Linked DNA regions of Mus musculus: all the other regions are linked to region 1. Evidence: chromatin loops called from intact Hi-C (ENCODE). Cell type or tissue: heart. All regions are shown on one strand.

The links. Peaks named below come from ENCODE experiments on the same cell type or tissue, not always from the same donor. Only the 100,000 strongest peaks of a DNase experiment are listed, where the experiment ranks them.
Region 2: it touches region 1 in a loop (2.2-fold over the local background); 13 of 42 quality-filtered maps call a loop at or near these places.
Region 3: it touches region 1 in a loop (1.9-fold over the local background); 8 of 42 quality-filtered maps call a loop at or near these places.

The regions. Positions count from the first base shown.
Region 1 is chr8:22,650,995-22,655,994 of GRCm38, forward strand. Polb (polymerase (DNA directed), beta) reads right to left here and starts at 2,443. Exons shown (of 14, transcript NM_011130.2): 1 at 2,320-2,443; 2 at 2,066-2,123. The coding sequence starts at 2,380. In heart, no CTCF peak of the experiment used is centred here; a DNase peak (open chromatin) is centred at 2,467; H3K4me3 peaks cover 1,566 bases; H3K27ac peaks cover 1,272 bases.
Region 2 is chr8:22,782,963-22,787,962 of GRCm38, forward strand. It overlaps Ap3m2 (adaptor-related protein complex 3, mu 2 subunit), which reads right to left. Exons shown (of 9, transcript NM_029505.3): 9 at 4,392-5,000. Among named protein-coding and RNA genes, the nearest start is that of Ap3m2, 20 kb to the right of the region's middle. In heart, a CTCF peak has its summit at 2,148 (motif pointing left); DNase peaks (open chromatin) are centred at 959 and 1,649.
Region 3 is chr8:22,756,218-22,761,217 of GRCm38, forward strand. It overlaps Plat (plasminogen activator, tissue), which reads left to right and starts at 1,505. Exons shown (of 14, transcript NM_008872.3): 1 at 1,505-1,611. In heart, a CTCF peak has its summit at 3,064; DNase peaks (open chromatin) are centred at 1,454, 2,164 and 2,894; H3K4me3 peaks cover 2,350 bases; H3K27ac peaks cover 2,847 bases.

The sequences.
Region 1 (5,000 bases):
TTCTGCCAAAGCTACCATCTGTGGATTGTTTTTGACCAAACAATCCACTTCACAGCCAGAGAAGTGCAACAGTGGGCCCACATTCATGGGCTCCATTGGCCTTACAACATTCCCTGCCATCCTGATGCAGCTGGTCTGACAGAAAGATGGAATGGCCTTCTGAAGTTACAGTTACAGCACCAGTTAGGTGGCAGCAGCCTGGTGGCTGCTCCTGACTCTCCAGAAAGTGGTATATGCTTTGAATCATCATCCAACACAGGATGTATTTTCAGAAAGCATCTTCACCAAATGGTGCTGAGAAAACTGGATGTCCTCAAGTAGTGGAATAAAAACAGGACCATATTTATCACCTTGAACAAACATACAGGCTACTGGTAACGCCTTTGGTGGTACCCTAAAAGCCACCAAAGAAGTAGAAGGTAAGTTCCTATTGCTGAAGAAATAATGCATTTCTGAGGCCTCTGAGCTAGCACTGCCCTGAACTCTCCCTTCTCTGAGGACTGGCTTTCATGGTATCAGAAGGCACCACGCAAGCTTCCAAAGGGGGGAATCCACCAACAGTCCTACACAGCTATGACACCTATGACGCACAATGACCTACACGGCATGCTAACTCTAAGGGTGCAGTGGGGACACATATATCTCAGTGGTAACCAACAGCTCTTTAATTGGACTTAAGATTCACTCATCAAGAGGGAAGTAAATCATACCTGCTACCAGCAACCTAGACAACTACCCAGGGCTAGCAAAGTCATAGGTCTGAGAGAAGAATCTACAACCACCACTTTCCCAAAGCAGTACAATCCCTAGCTACAGTCTACACGTTCATCCTTATACCCACAGACAAATGTAGCCTTCACATACCCACAGCAAATGTAGCCTTCACCTCTCATCAAGAAAACTGCTCTTTGCAACAGAGACCACTATAGAAAAGCACAACCAATCAAAATGCAGAGTTATGGAGCCAAGTTAAATGGATACATCTATAAAATAACTCCTAAGCCTAAGGCCCAGGGAACACTGTGGAGAGGGAATGGGAAGACTGTGAGAGTCAGAGCATCAGGGAAATGGCGGGAAGGCTGTGTTGCCCAGTAATGTCAGAAGCTATGCTCATAAGGTCTTACTAACATGACTGCCCAGACATGAGCTGAACAAGGAAGAATGTGACAGACACACCACAGTGGTCAGGACCTCAACCCTACACAAAGAACTACAGGAAACAGTCTTTCCTAACACATCAGTTGGTTATCCCTGAAAATATACAAGTAGCATTACACAGTTGGAACAGATTGTATTTATGTATTTAGGAAAATGTGTGTGTGTATGTATGTGTATCGAAATATGTGTGTATATATATGTGCACATATATATATATAATGAAAAAAGGAGGTTATGAATTTGAGAGATCATAGAGGGTTATATATGGAAGTGTTTGGAGAGAGGAAAAGGGGAAATGATGTAATTATAATCCCCCAAATAATCATATAATAATAATAATAATAATAATAATAATAATAATAATTCGACTTCAAATGAGGAAATCCAGGCATGGAACAGACTATAGGAGAACACTAACTGTAAGGCTGTAAGGGCTAGCTTGGGGAAAGCAAGGATAGTTTACTTTTACTGTTAGAAGCTGAGGGGCTTTGGGATGCTTATAGGTTAAGTAGCTGACTGTGGGAAGAGCGGCCAGGAGAAGGTGCCCGCTGAGGTTTGTAGTGATAGGCAGGCAACTGGTTTTCAGGAAGGTGACAGCCCATCCAGAAGGAAAGGCGATTTCCTGAACTACATCTATTTCACAGTTCAGATCTCGTCTACTGTTGTTTATTATGTTTTTTAAACTGTATTTCCAGTCAATTCAAGATTAATGGTGGGAATATATGCATCAGACACCTATTTTCAGTCGGAACTGTACAGTCTCCTGAATTAACCCTATAACGCCCTGCCAAAACCCTGTATAGGTTAAATAAAGTGCCACTCAGCTTTGAACCACTGGGCACCGGCTTTCCATCCCTGCTAAGTGACAGCAAACTAGGATGTCCTGGAACGCCGGCTAACAACGTACCTGTACGCATTGTACTTGTGGATCGCCTGGCTCACGTTCTTCTCAAAGTTTGCGAGTTCTGAAAAGACAACAAAGGGCTCGAGGACACAAGTACACACACCCCCGCGAACGCGGGTCCCGGGATGGAGGTGTGGGCGGGTTCCTCCACCGGCGGCCGCGACGGACGCAGCCGGGGCGCTGCGACCCGCGGGGGGGGGGGTGGGAGAAGCGAGGCCCGGCTGAGCAGAGGAGCCGGAGGGCGGCCCGGGACTCACCCACGAGCATGTCCGTGATGCCGCCGTTGAGGGTCTCCTGCGGCGCCTTGCGTTTGCTCATGGCGCCGGGGACCCACACCTGGGTCTTACCGGTGGAACAATGGCGGCGCCTGACAGGGCGCAGCGCGGTGACGTCACGCGCCAGGCTACGGGGCGGGGCTAGCGGGTGCGGGTGCGGGGAATCTCTGGGCGGAGGGGAGCTAGGAGGTCAGGTTTACCTCCTGGTGAGTTAGCCTGAGAGATCAAATCTGCTCTCCTGGTCTGAGAATAGTCTGATTTAGAGCCCGAGATGCAGACGGAGGTGGACGTTGGCTGCTGTGGACAGTAGCTATGGAACACACGGCCTGTACTGTTTGTGAGGCGTGCCGGCGCGGGTTCTGCTGTCAGAATCCAAGAGCTGCTCTGTGCTTCTGGACACCATGTAAAACATGGAATGAAATATGCCAACCGTCGGCTAAAGACGTGTTCTGGCTTTGTTTGTTCGTTTGTTTGTTTCGGTATCCATGCCTCTTGTGGGAGAAGCTAAAGCTAGGAAAAGACCCCAAGAAAGAAGTGTCTGACTTAACTAAACAGCAATGGAACACTCATATTCTATATGTGATCCCCTTACAATGTCCTTGAATTGAAATATAGCGCTTGTGCCATTTATAAGTGTTCCTCATGGGGGTCCATATTAACTGCAAACACAGCAATTCGTTTGGGCATAAATTGTTATTAAGATACACACTAGTGTGGGTGAATCTGAAAAGAGTATAGAAGGAAAAAGGGAAGTCAATGACGGGCTTGTCATCCAACTTAGGTATTATTATTTGGGGACATACACTTTTACATTTCTACTCCACTCTTATCTTCTAAAATTTCTATTCTTGTTTCTGTTTTGTTCTGAGATAGGGTATCTATGTAGCCCAGGTTGTCCTAGAACTATGAAGAGCAGGCTGGCCTCAGACTCATAGAAATCCTCCTGCCTCAGCCTCCTGGATGCTAGGGATAGGTATGCAACACCAGGTCCAGCAATGCATTGTTGTTGTTTTAGGTGAGTGAGTTATTTTTATTAGCAAGGACAGGGCACTGCTTTCGCTACTGGATGTACAGTAGTGATAAGTCAAGTCCTGTGCGCATGTCCTTGGCAGGGGGTAATAAAGTGGCCTAAGAGCAAGTCAAGAATGAGTGATTCACTGTGAGAGGACATGCTCAGCAGGAATGGGGCCTCAGCTCCACCACAACACTGCACGGATAAACAAGGCAAGGAAATGGGGCAGCCCTCAGGAGGGGCGAGATGAGCTCTATTTAGACAGAACAGTTGGAAAACACCTCTCAGAAGGTCCCTGTGCACGGAGACATAATGAAGAGGAAGAGGGCTTGGGGGACAACTGGAGTGATCCCTGTAGAAGCAGCAAGGTCCACCCCCAAAGCTGCCACTAAAAAGTTCTGCACCATTTGGAACAAGTTCACTAGGTTGGAGATCAGAGGACTTCGGTGTGGACTGTGGTAAAGCTAGAAAAGCGAATAGCATTCGCTCTCCATTAGCATTAGCTCTCCCTCCACCTTCCGTCCTTTTCCTGCATTAAGTCCTGATTACTTTGTATCACTCTTTCTTGTTCTCCTTTCTAAATGTTACTCTATACCTAAGTGTCTATTTGTATACACTAACTCTCTATGGGCTAGAATACACCTGTATATTTGTATACACCAATGCTCTGTGGGCTAGAATACACATGAAATAGAACATGCAGCTTTTTTTTCTTTTTGAGTGTGTATCCTTACATAATATTATATATTGTATCTTGAAAAGTCTGTGATTTCCTTTTTCTTTGGTGATGAATTATACACACACACACACATACATATATATGTATATATATAACCAGATGTCCACTATTTATTTGTTGATGGATATGTAGGTTTGTTTTATTTCCTTGCTATAGTCAATGAAACAGCAAAGAAAAAAATGGGTGTGCAAATATCTGCAGGTAGGGTGTGGAAGTCTTTGGGTATATGCCCAGAAGTGAATACTGAATCACTCAAAAGTGAGTACTATTTGGATTTTTTTTTTGACGAGTCTCTGAACTGATTTCCACAATGGTTGTTCATTAGTTTGCACCTCCACTAGCAGTGAATAAGGGTTCCTCTTTCCCACATTCTCGCCAACATTTGTCATAAGATTCCTTGATGATTGCTGTTGTGACTGGGGTGAGGTGGGTATATCAAAGTAGTTTTAATGTGCATGTTCCTGATGACTAGGGATATTGGACATTTCTTGAGATATGTATTGGTTTTGTTTTTTTTTTTTAAACTGTTTCTTCAGTTCAAAAGACGTGTTCATTGGCAGCTTGATCTCCTTGGTATTCAATTTCTGTACTTCTTTGTAAATCCTGCATACTAGCCCCTTGTCTGAAGTCTAGCTGGTTTAAGGATTTTCTCCCTTATTTAGGCTGTTGGCTTTTGCTGATAGTTTCTCTTCCCGTGTCAAAACATTTTAACTTCATGTAGCCCCATCTGTTGATGCCCGAGACTAGTTCCTGGGCATTAACTCTGTTCAGAAGGTTTTTACCCACCCCAGTGTCATAGAGAGTATTTCCTATATTTTCATCCAGAAGTTCCAGTGTTTCAAGTTTTAAATTAAGGTCTTCATCCATCTTGAATTCTTCTCTGTACAAGATCAGATATAAGTACCTAATTTT
Region 2 (5,000 bases), 130 kb after region 1:
AATATTCTGGGTGCCACCCAATAGAAATAGAATGGGGGAGGGAGCTGGAGAGGTGGCTAAATGGTTAAGAGCACTGACTACTATTCCAGAGGACCTGGGTTTAATTCCCAGCAACCGTATGGCAGCTCACAACTGTCTGTAACTTCAGTTGTAGGGGATCCGACACCCTCACACAGACATACACGCAGTCAAAACACAATGTACATAAAATACAAGTAAATACATTTTTTAAGAAGAAATAGGGCAGGGAGAGTTGACATGGAACTTAAGTGAACTTTAAAAAAAAGTCTTTTGAAATATTTATTGTATGTGGGGGGGCAGTTATATTGCATATGTGGAAGTCACGGGGTATGTGGCAGAGTCTGTTCTTTGCATTCACCGTGCGGATCCTGGGGCTTCGACTCAGGAGTGGGCATCTCTACTCACTGAGCCATCTTGCTGGCACAAAGCTACAACCTGCCATCATGGGACTGAGGGTTGAACTGAGGGCCTTGTATGTACTCTACCACTGAGCTGCAGCCCCCCCCCCCGCCCTATCCCCCCTCCCCCATCTGATAAGAACTCTCGATCAGGACTGCAGACTAGAAACCAGGAACCCTGGAGACCAAATAACTGTTTTGTTCCAGGAGGTGATAAACTGAAGATACATCTGGAAAAATCAACCACACTATGACCACAGTCTGAGCAGACAGCTGTGTTAGTCTGTGGACAGTAACTACGGCAACACCGAGGAAGAAAACCCTTACTGACAGCAACGGCTCAACCAGAGATGGTTCAGTCAGACTACACGTTACTGTCTTGGTTGCTTTCTCCCCCCCCCATCCCCCACCCCCATTCTGCTTTGGTTTTCTACTCCCCAGGAACAATTAGCTTGCAAGCCAATGCACACAAATGTGCTGCTTCAGCCCTGCCTCTCCAGCATCCCCTTTCTTTAGTGTGTGTGACGTGGGTGTCGGCAGGTGTGTACGCACGGGAGTGCGGGTGTTCAAGTCAGAGGAGACCTCTCAGAAGCCGTTTCTCCCCTTCTGCCACAGGTTGGAGCATCACACTTTAGGCCTGTGTGGTATGCACTCTGTGGCTCATCTCTCTCTGGCCCCTGCACACTGTCTTCCCAATCATGGGACACAACCTCTGTCCCAGCTTTCTTCACCACATCTTCGTTCCAAGAGTCTATCTCATGATGTAATGCTTGCTTTTGGGTGTGGCTAATTAATTTCTTATTTTGGAAGAGAAAGAAAAGTCTTATCTCTCTAGAATTTATTGGTACTGCCCTGTTAGAGGCTCTTGGGAGAAAAGTAGTTTAAACTCACAAAAGACATTTGCTAAAGGCCAGGGACTTGATGGGGGAGGTGTCAGGTGATTTCCCGAAATCTCTGAAGTACCCAGACCAGTTCCACCCATTGGAGTCAGAGACTAAGTCATAGATTTCTTGACTTCACATGAGTCGGCCTTCATGCTCTGATCTAAGATTTTAGACAGAGGTGCATCTCAGTTCATTTCTGGAAAAGAACGCTTGAGATAGCAGGAAGCAAGGCTCTCCCAGGCCCTCGGGTGGAAGCTGGCTTCCTCCCTCCCCCACTGGAAAAGACTTTCTTCAGACACTAGGATTACTGAGACTGAAACCGAAGCTGAAAAGCCTCCTGGGATGGGAATACAAAGTCAAAAGGCCCCAACATTCCTGAGGGGAGTCCTGGAAACCATACACAGATGAAGACAATTGCTCATTCTTGCAGGGAAGTGTCCAACTGGACGGTCATATGAATCATATTAAAGGGTCAGGCGAGCTCATCCCTGCCCAGAGTTGGTTAGGAAATGCAGGGTGCGAAGTCTGGAATTCACCAGAAGGGGACCAGTCAAGGGGAAGTCAATGCTACCTCATTATTCCTGGTTGGTAATACAAGAGGATAGCAGACCCAAAGAGCAACTATGATCCCAGATAACTGCATGGTGGGTTTTGGTTGTCAGAGACCAGAGGAGCACAGAGCCCAGGTCTGTGCATGGCAAGGTCTAATAGACTTCAATTCCGTATACAAAAGCTGAGCACACAATCTTTAGTGTTTCAGATCCCTTGGGCTTCTCATCAAGTCCCTTTTTAAAGCCATTAACAATCACAACCAGTTTTGATGGCACCTAGTCACCACCTACTGGCATAGAAGAAAATATAAGTTGATGACGTTTCCTGCTCCCAGGCCCAATCCCTCTAAAACAAGACCGAGGGAAGGGATACAGCAGTCAGCCCTGATCTGTACAGAACCCATTCCAAGATCCCAGTGGGAGTTTTGTTTTTTGCATATGTTTTTTTAAGTGCTTTACAATTTCAGTTACAAGTATTGTCCTTACTGAGGCATTCACGTGGGATTTTTGTTCTTATTGGGAACTTTGAATTTCTCATTGAGAGGAAGCATTTTCTTTCAGTCTTCTTATTTTTTCACTGGCCTATCCAACCCCCCCCCGAACCCCCCCCCCCCCGCATTTACTTGTGAAGTAGGGCTACTAAATAAAATAGCGGTTACCTGAGCACAAAGAGACCAGATACTATGGCCATTGTTAAGAGTGGAGACTGGCCGGTCCTTAGTGGCCAGCGAGACCAGGGGCAAGGTGTGATCTGTGTCCAGGGAAAGATGGGGCCTGCCAGGGTGGGATGGCAAGTCAGTGAAAGACTTCATCACGCTGCTCAGAATAATACACAACCTGAAAGGTTGCCCTTTCCTGGGGTTTTCCATTTAATATTTGCAAAGTTGCTAGGGAAAAGGGAGGGCACTGTACTAGAGACATGTGTGAGAAGTGGGCAAAAAAACCCAAATAAACCAACCTGGATCCATGAGTGAAGCCACTTACAGCCAAACCTGATGACTTGAGTCCTCTGGAGTCACATAAAGGAAACAGAGAAGTGACACCCACCCTACCCCCACAGGCTGTCCTTTCATTTCATCATGAAGGCTGTGGTATATAGAACCTGTCTCCCAATAGAGACATACATATGTAGTGTCTAAGAGAAACAGAAACTGAACTTTAAAAAAAAATGTTCAATGGTGTTTTGGCTGTGTGAAGCAGTTGCAGTCTCTGGAACTGGAGTTACAGATGTGAGCTTCCACGTGGGTGCTGGGAATTGAACCCTGATCCTCTGGGAGAACAGCCAGTGCTCTTTACCTCTGAGCCATCTCTCCAGCCCCAAAACTGAGCTCTTAACAAGCACAACACACTTCCAGGTAGTGAACAGACATCTGTTGGGGTGCACCGTGTGAAAGCTGACTCTGTATATACAATTGCTGATCACTGTACCAGCTGAGAGCTGGCCTGACTTTGGTGGTGTTATTCTTAGGCCTCATCATCTGCCTCGGTACTTTGTAAATACCCCTCCTTCCTCACCCATTGATTGGCTTAATAAAGATCTGACAGCCAGTAGCTAGGCAGGAAAGGGAAGGCAGGCTGAGAGAGGGTCTCTGGGAAAAGAATCAGAGGCGGGGATTCACCACCAGATAAGGAAGTGGTTGTAGGTACCGAGAAGGTGGTTGGACAAACTGGGACAGAGAGAGCGGCAAAGAACTAATCACATGGTGTGTCGTGGGCTAGGATAAGGTTAAGTTGAATGAGCTAGATGGGAGATAGCCCAAGCTAAAAGCGTAAGCTATACTAGAAATCAGTAAGTCCCTACGTCATTTAATCTCTGGCAGGTCCAGAAAGTCCTGCTATAGATGTCTAGAAAATTGGTTTAGAGAGTTATCAGTGACTACTCGTATCAACTGGCAGCATTAGACTCCACCTGGTGCTTGGAATGAGACTCACTCTTTATAGGCTCTGTGTTTGGATTCTTGGTCCAGTTGAAAAGGATTAGAAAGTGTGGTCTTATGGGAGTAGGTGTGTCGCTGGGGGGTGAGCCCTGAGGCCCAAAAGCCCATGTCATTCCCACTCTGCTCTCTGCCCCCTACTTGTGGGTCAAGTGGTGAGCTCTCATCATACCTGCCATCTTGCCTTTGCTCCGGCATCACGGACTCTAACCCTGTGGAACTGTAAGCCCAATTAAACACCTTCTTTAATGAGTTGCCTTGGTCGAGGTGTTTTGTCCCAGCAATGGAAAAGTAAGTAAGATGCCCATCTCCCTCAGAAAAACCTCTACAAGAGACACTTGGGAACTGGCAGCTCCACCCTCTGCCCGTGTGGCACACAGGAAAGGACTGGCATGGGCACCTGGGGCTTTAATGGCTTTGCCTTTTACAACCTGGAGAAACCATTAGATTCCTCTAGACCTTAGCTGCCACCAACCTTACAAACAGCACTAAATGACCCATCTCCCAGGGTAGCTGGAGACTCACACTCTACCCAGAGTTTCAGATGTCTCAAATGAGTGCCTTCTACTTAGTGAAGGGTAGTCTCAGTAACCAGACATAGTCCCCAGGACTGGTAAAGCTTTATTAAGACTTTAACATGGACCACACACAGAGCGAGCAGCTATTAAGTTTCCCTGCACAACCTTTGCTGACAATCACTGGGTGGGGTTGGCGAGGCTTGGCAGTACCCATGATGCCTAGGTCTGCTGATCCTATACTCCCAACACGGCCTCCTAGAAAAAAACAAGCTATGCTGTGCTCGAGGGGATAAATGAGCTGCACTCACTAACTTAAACGCGCTCAGGGTCCAATATACATAATTCCCTGTGACCCAAGAAAACTTGGAATCCCCACCCCCAGAGCCTGTGAAAGTGACCTGCAAAGTGTGTACCCTCCACAGCAGGGTGTGGGACACTCATGCAGATCCTGGTAGGAAACATCTGATTGCACATAGCACAGTTCAACCCCACGAGGAAACCACAGAGAAACTCTACTCGGCAGCAAAAACAAGTCCTGACCGCAGCAAGAGAACACTAGCCAAAAGATAGAAAATAAGTAAGTGAAGTCCAAGTACTTAGAAATAGGACTTCAGAGGAGAGCCATGCAGACTGAAGGAAGCCGGTCTCCTTCTCCCTCCAAGCACAACACAGAGGCAAGTTGCGCCCTAAGCTG
Region 3 (5,000 bases), 110 kb after region 1:
TCCCCTTTTAAAGGAGATGCTTTTAGTCTGTACACAGAGCACCTGCCTCCTGGTTAATAGCTGTGTTGTCAGCTTCTTGCCCACTTCTCTTTCCTTGGGCTATCCTGGGAATCACATCACTTCTTAATTAGTTTTCTCATCATGGTTTTTGTCCTGATACCTCGTCAGCTGTCCACTTCCATTGCCCCCAACAAAGGGATCATTAAGCCAACTCTCTGCCCCCACAGGTGACACACACTACAGAGAGGACCCCCATTGCAGAAGCTAGCCTTAGGAACTCTTTCTTCAGCACTTCATTTTCTTATCCATCTGCCCCCAAGTTATTGTACTTGGAGCCCTTTGGAGCAAAGGGCTCCTAGGCAAGTTTCCCAGGATGTGATATCATTAAGATTTATTTTCACTCCCCCCACCCCACCCCCCTGCAATCCTTTGACTAAAATCAAAGTTCCCATTGTTATGGTATCAGCTTCCCATTTGTATTTCTGGCTCTTCAGTCTTGCTTCCCACCCCCCCCCACCCCCACCCCCCGGAGTCTGACAGGGGAAACAGACTCACAGGTGGTAGAAACACAAAAGCTGGGGTTTCGGAGGATGTGTGTGTGTGTGTGTGTGTGTGTGTGTGTGTGTGTGTGTGTTTATGGAGGGGAGTGTGCATTTAGCAAAACTCAGGGCACCTGTGATTACTGAGAAACCCTCCTCTCAGCTCCACGCCAGCCGAGATTGACAGAGGCCACTCGCCCACCCCTCTGATGTGCAAGCAGCTGCAGATGAAGACTAAACTGGAATTTTGGGTGACCTGGTGCCCCGAGACTGCCGAGGCTTTGGTAGGTTGTGAAAGGGTCATCAGAATAGTAGTTTTCAGGAGCTTTTATTGTCTGCCTCCGGGGTGTGGGGCTTAGAAGAAGGATGGCTTAGGATAGAATTTCAGGGTGCTGAGGCTGAGAGACCTGCCCATTTCCCCACTTTTCTCAATTCTCTGAGAGATCTCTGCTGAGATGCCGCAGAGAAGCACCTCAGTCTAGGAGAGCAGGTCAGAGGTAGGGAGCGCACCAAAAGTCATGTGCGTTCTATCTCCAGTCACACCCAACCCAGCTTATCATCATCTGCCCGGCCAATTAATTGCCCACGTGTCCTGAGGGGTAGTTGCTTCAAATTCCAGAAGACCTCTCCCCCATCCCCAACTGGGCGGGGCTGTTTAGAACTATAAACTCATGGGTCAAGACAGGAGCTTAGAGCAGCAGATCCTTACAGTTCCTTTTAGGCCTTTGAGACCGGGGTTTTAAAACAGGATGAGTCTTAAGTCCCCTCCAACTCTGAAAATTCCTGTGATTCGATGACATCAGTACGGTGAATAATCAAACTGGCGGCAAGCCAAGACTGGCTGTGCTCCTCCGCGCGCACTTCCTCCCCCTCCTTAGAGACACCGGCTGCTCCATTGGCTCCTCAGTCCACCCACCAGCAGAGGAGAAACCCCGCCCACACCTCTGGCCCCACCCCTTCTTCATCCTTCAAATTGGCTGGAGCTGTTCAGGGAGACAGAGCCTGCAGGAACTCAAGAGCTCAGCGTCAAGGAGAGGCCCCTGCAAGAGTGGGAAAGAAGCAAGCACTCTCGGTAAGTTAATTTCTGCCGGTATCTAACAGCTGACTCTTCTTCTGTCCCTTTAAAGTCTTTGGGGGCAAACTGAGCCAGTGAAGGGATGCTTAATGGAAGCACAGACAGAGGACCAGCCAGCATCATCCAGGGTTCTTTGCAATGACCCTGGGTAAGCTGAGGTGAGAGGGAGAGAATGGGAGAGAGGTGTCTCTTGCAGAAGTTTTGCTTGCACAGGGGAGAAAGCAAACAGAATGACTCCGGTTCTTTCAACAGACAATGGGAGCAGCACTAACGGGCAGTAACTAGATTCAGCTGCCTTCCTGAGCTGAGAAGCCAGAGTTGTATGGCTACCTTCTGACCAAGGAACACACTAAAAAACAGGCTGGGCATCAAGGAGGGGGCATTTTGCCTGGGCAGCATGATTAACTAGGCTGGCAGAGAGAAGCTGAGATTTTTAGGAACCTCTCATTACTAGTGGGAGTCAGGATGCAAAACCTCTCGTCTCTCGGGAGTTCATCGCATCCTCTCTTCCGTTCTTCCAGTCAATCTCACCCTTGGACATCAAGCACAGATGTGTTTGCTTTTTCATGCTGCAGCTGGAAGAGTCTAAAGGCTCTCTGGATTCCTTCAGGACCTTTGTTTTCTTAACCTCACAGAAACAGCGGGAGGATGGATGGAGTGGGGGGAGGGAGAGATGGTGTGGGCGTGGGAGGAAAGTATGCAGCGCTCCAAGATAACTAAGGACGAAGCTTCAGTGCAAAGAAAAGCAGTAGCAATGCTTTAATTTGATGGCCAGCTTAGAATGATGCCGTGGTCTTCCGCAGCTGATAATGGGGCAGGGGCATATACAAAAAACGTGTGTCTGTTGTGGTGGTGGATATTTAACAATCCTGCGAGCGCGTCACAAATACAACTGGAGTACACTTACAGAAAAATACAGCTAGGGATTTTCACTGAGATCCAGACGTGGCCTGTCCAGAACAAATCTATGCAGGTCAGTGGAAGGTAGAGTGGGCACAGCCAGTGAGGGTTAAATAATATTCAGCCCCAGACCAGATACTGGAAACACTATAATGTAAACAGTCCCTCTGACCATCCTGTTCAATCCACCTAAAGTGTTTTTAGGAGAGCCAGCCTGTATCCTGGCAGGGGCAGTACTAGCTGCACCCCCCCACCCCGGACCAACTGGATTAGGACGGAGTTTCCAGGACACCCCCAGATTATTTGGAAAGTCTCCTGTGAGTTCTACAGCAGCTGGCCTGCTCTCTCCCAGACCCAGGATGCTTGATGCAGCCGGGAGGAGCAGAGGAACATCTATATTTCCGCTAAGGCTTTGGGGACTGAAGCTGCACACATCAAGACTGCTCACTGAGCAGGGTGCTCGGCCAAAGCCAGAGAGTGACTCAGAGTTGCCTGCCAGGCTCGTGGACTGGAAAGACTGGTGTGAGGGTTGTAAGGTGAAAACACATGTGCTCGTCCTCCATCTAATGGTGGAGGCTGCAAACACGGCTTATCAGCCACAGTTAATAGACTTAACGCCATTCACAGTGTAAAGTTCACACACATCCCGAGACACCAGGTCTCTGTGAGTGGGAGCCTTTGGTGGTCTGAGCTGAAACAGTGCAATCTGAGTTCTGGCAGCTGTGCATCTATTGTCTCAGAATAGCTTTTTTTGTTTCTTTTTTTTTTTTCTCTTGGGTGTCAGAAAATGCTGCAGGAAGCAACTAAATGCAGAAACCAAGAACTGAAGGCCAGCTTTGAGCTGGCCATGGGATAGGTCTCACTTCAAACCCAGTCGGGTGCTGACGACCCAGATTTCTAGAGGACGGAGCTGGAGTTGGGGCTGCAGCTTAGTTGGCAGAGTGTTCACGTGGAATGCAGAGAGTCTTTAGGCCTGATTCCCAGCACCAGGTAAACTTGGTGTTACAGTGAACACTTGTAATCCCTAGTGCTCAGGAGATGTGGGCAAGAAGATCAGAAGCTCAAGGCTAGCCTGGGATAAGTGAGATCCTGTTTCAGGAGGAAAGGAAAGGAAAGGAAAGGAAAGGAAAGGAAAGGAAAGGAAAGGAAAGTTAAGTTACAGGTAGAGATTCACAAAGCCTTGGTCAAGTACCATCATCTTTAATACTGGCCCAACTGTCTACTTTCATGATGCCTGGGAGACTAACTTTTATAGATAGGAGTGCAAGGTAAGATGAACTCAATTCTTGGTTACTGGAAAAACAAATGAAGCAGATTGCTGGTCATGTATCACAAATTTCTCTGGAATGTTTAAAGGCACAGTCCAGGAGAGCTGTGTCAGCAGCTCAGAAAACACAGGCCAGCTGTTCTTCATGTTCAGTGCTCCTGACACATCAGAGAGAAGCCTCTAGAGTTTTCTTTGGGGATTGACCTAACAGACCCGAGTCCACCCTGTGCCTCTGAAATGATCACTGCAGGCATAGACTGGTCCCATACGTTGTAGACTTTTCTACTGCAAGTCTATTCTGTGGAAGCAAATATCCTGTTAGCTTATACCTTAATGATTCCACTGAAGCAGCTAAATGTGGCAAGTGCTGATTCCAGATGCCCAGAGAGTTTCAGAGGCCCTGCTGTGGGGTGGAAAAACTGTCCTGAAAAAGGCAAACCAGAAAAACAGATTGAAGATGGGGATATAAGATATCACTCTGCATTCAGGAAGTAATGGCTCCTGTGTGTACTGCTCTCTGACCCTGGTGCAGAACCTGGGCTTTCTATCATGTCATATGTGCAAGGAAAAAGGAACCGTTATTAACCCTTGAAGACCAGGAGGACCGTGCCCCACCCCCACACACATCCCAAAGAGCTTGGTACCTCTTCTTTATCAGTAGCTTCGAACAACTTGAGTCCTGTTGATGAGGACATTCACTTGAAGCCCGGTGCACACCGGCCGTGCATCAGGCTTCCAGGTTCTGTATCTATAGCTCCTTTAACTTTCAAAAACTATACAAGATAGAAGAGATTAGCCCATTGGGAAGCCCAGGAAACTGAGGCTCAGAGGGGCAACATTGCCCACCCACACCTGTAAGTGGCTGTTGGGGGTCTAAGTTCAAGGGTCCTGTTCCTAGCATTGAGAAGTGTCTGCTCTCTTTAAAGCCGTTTAAGAGTGTTATCAGTAGGGTTGAGTTGCAGCTCAGTGGCTGAGCATGCGCTTAGCAAATGCAAGGCTCTGAGTCCAATCCAGAGCACCAGAAATTAAAACTAAAAAATGTCACAAACAAGGATCATGCAGACCGTTAGTGGGAAGAGCTCAGACAGCTTGGGAGGCAGGTGGCAGTCCTCAAACTACCACCTCAAGGAGTCCTTTTGAAGTTCTGTCTCATTTTCATGTCTGTAAAGTGAGGTCTGAAACCTTAAGTAATTAATGAACATAAGGTGCTTTGAAAACT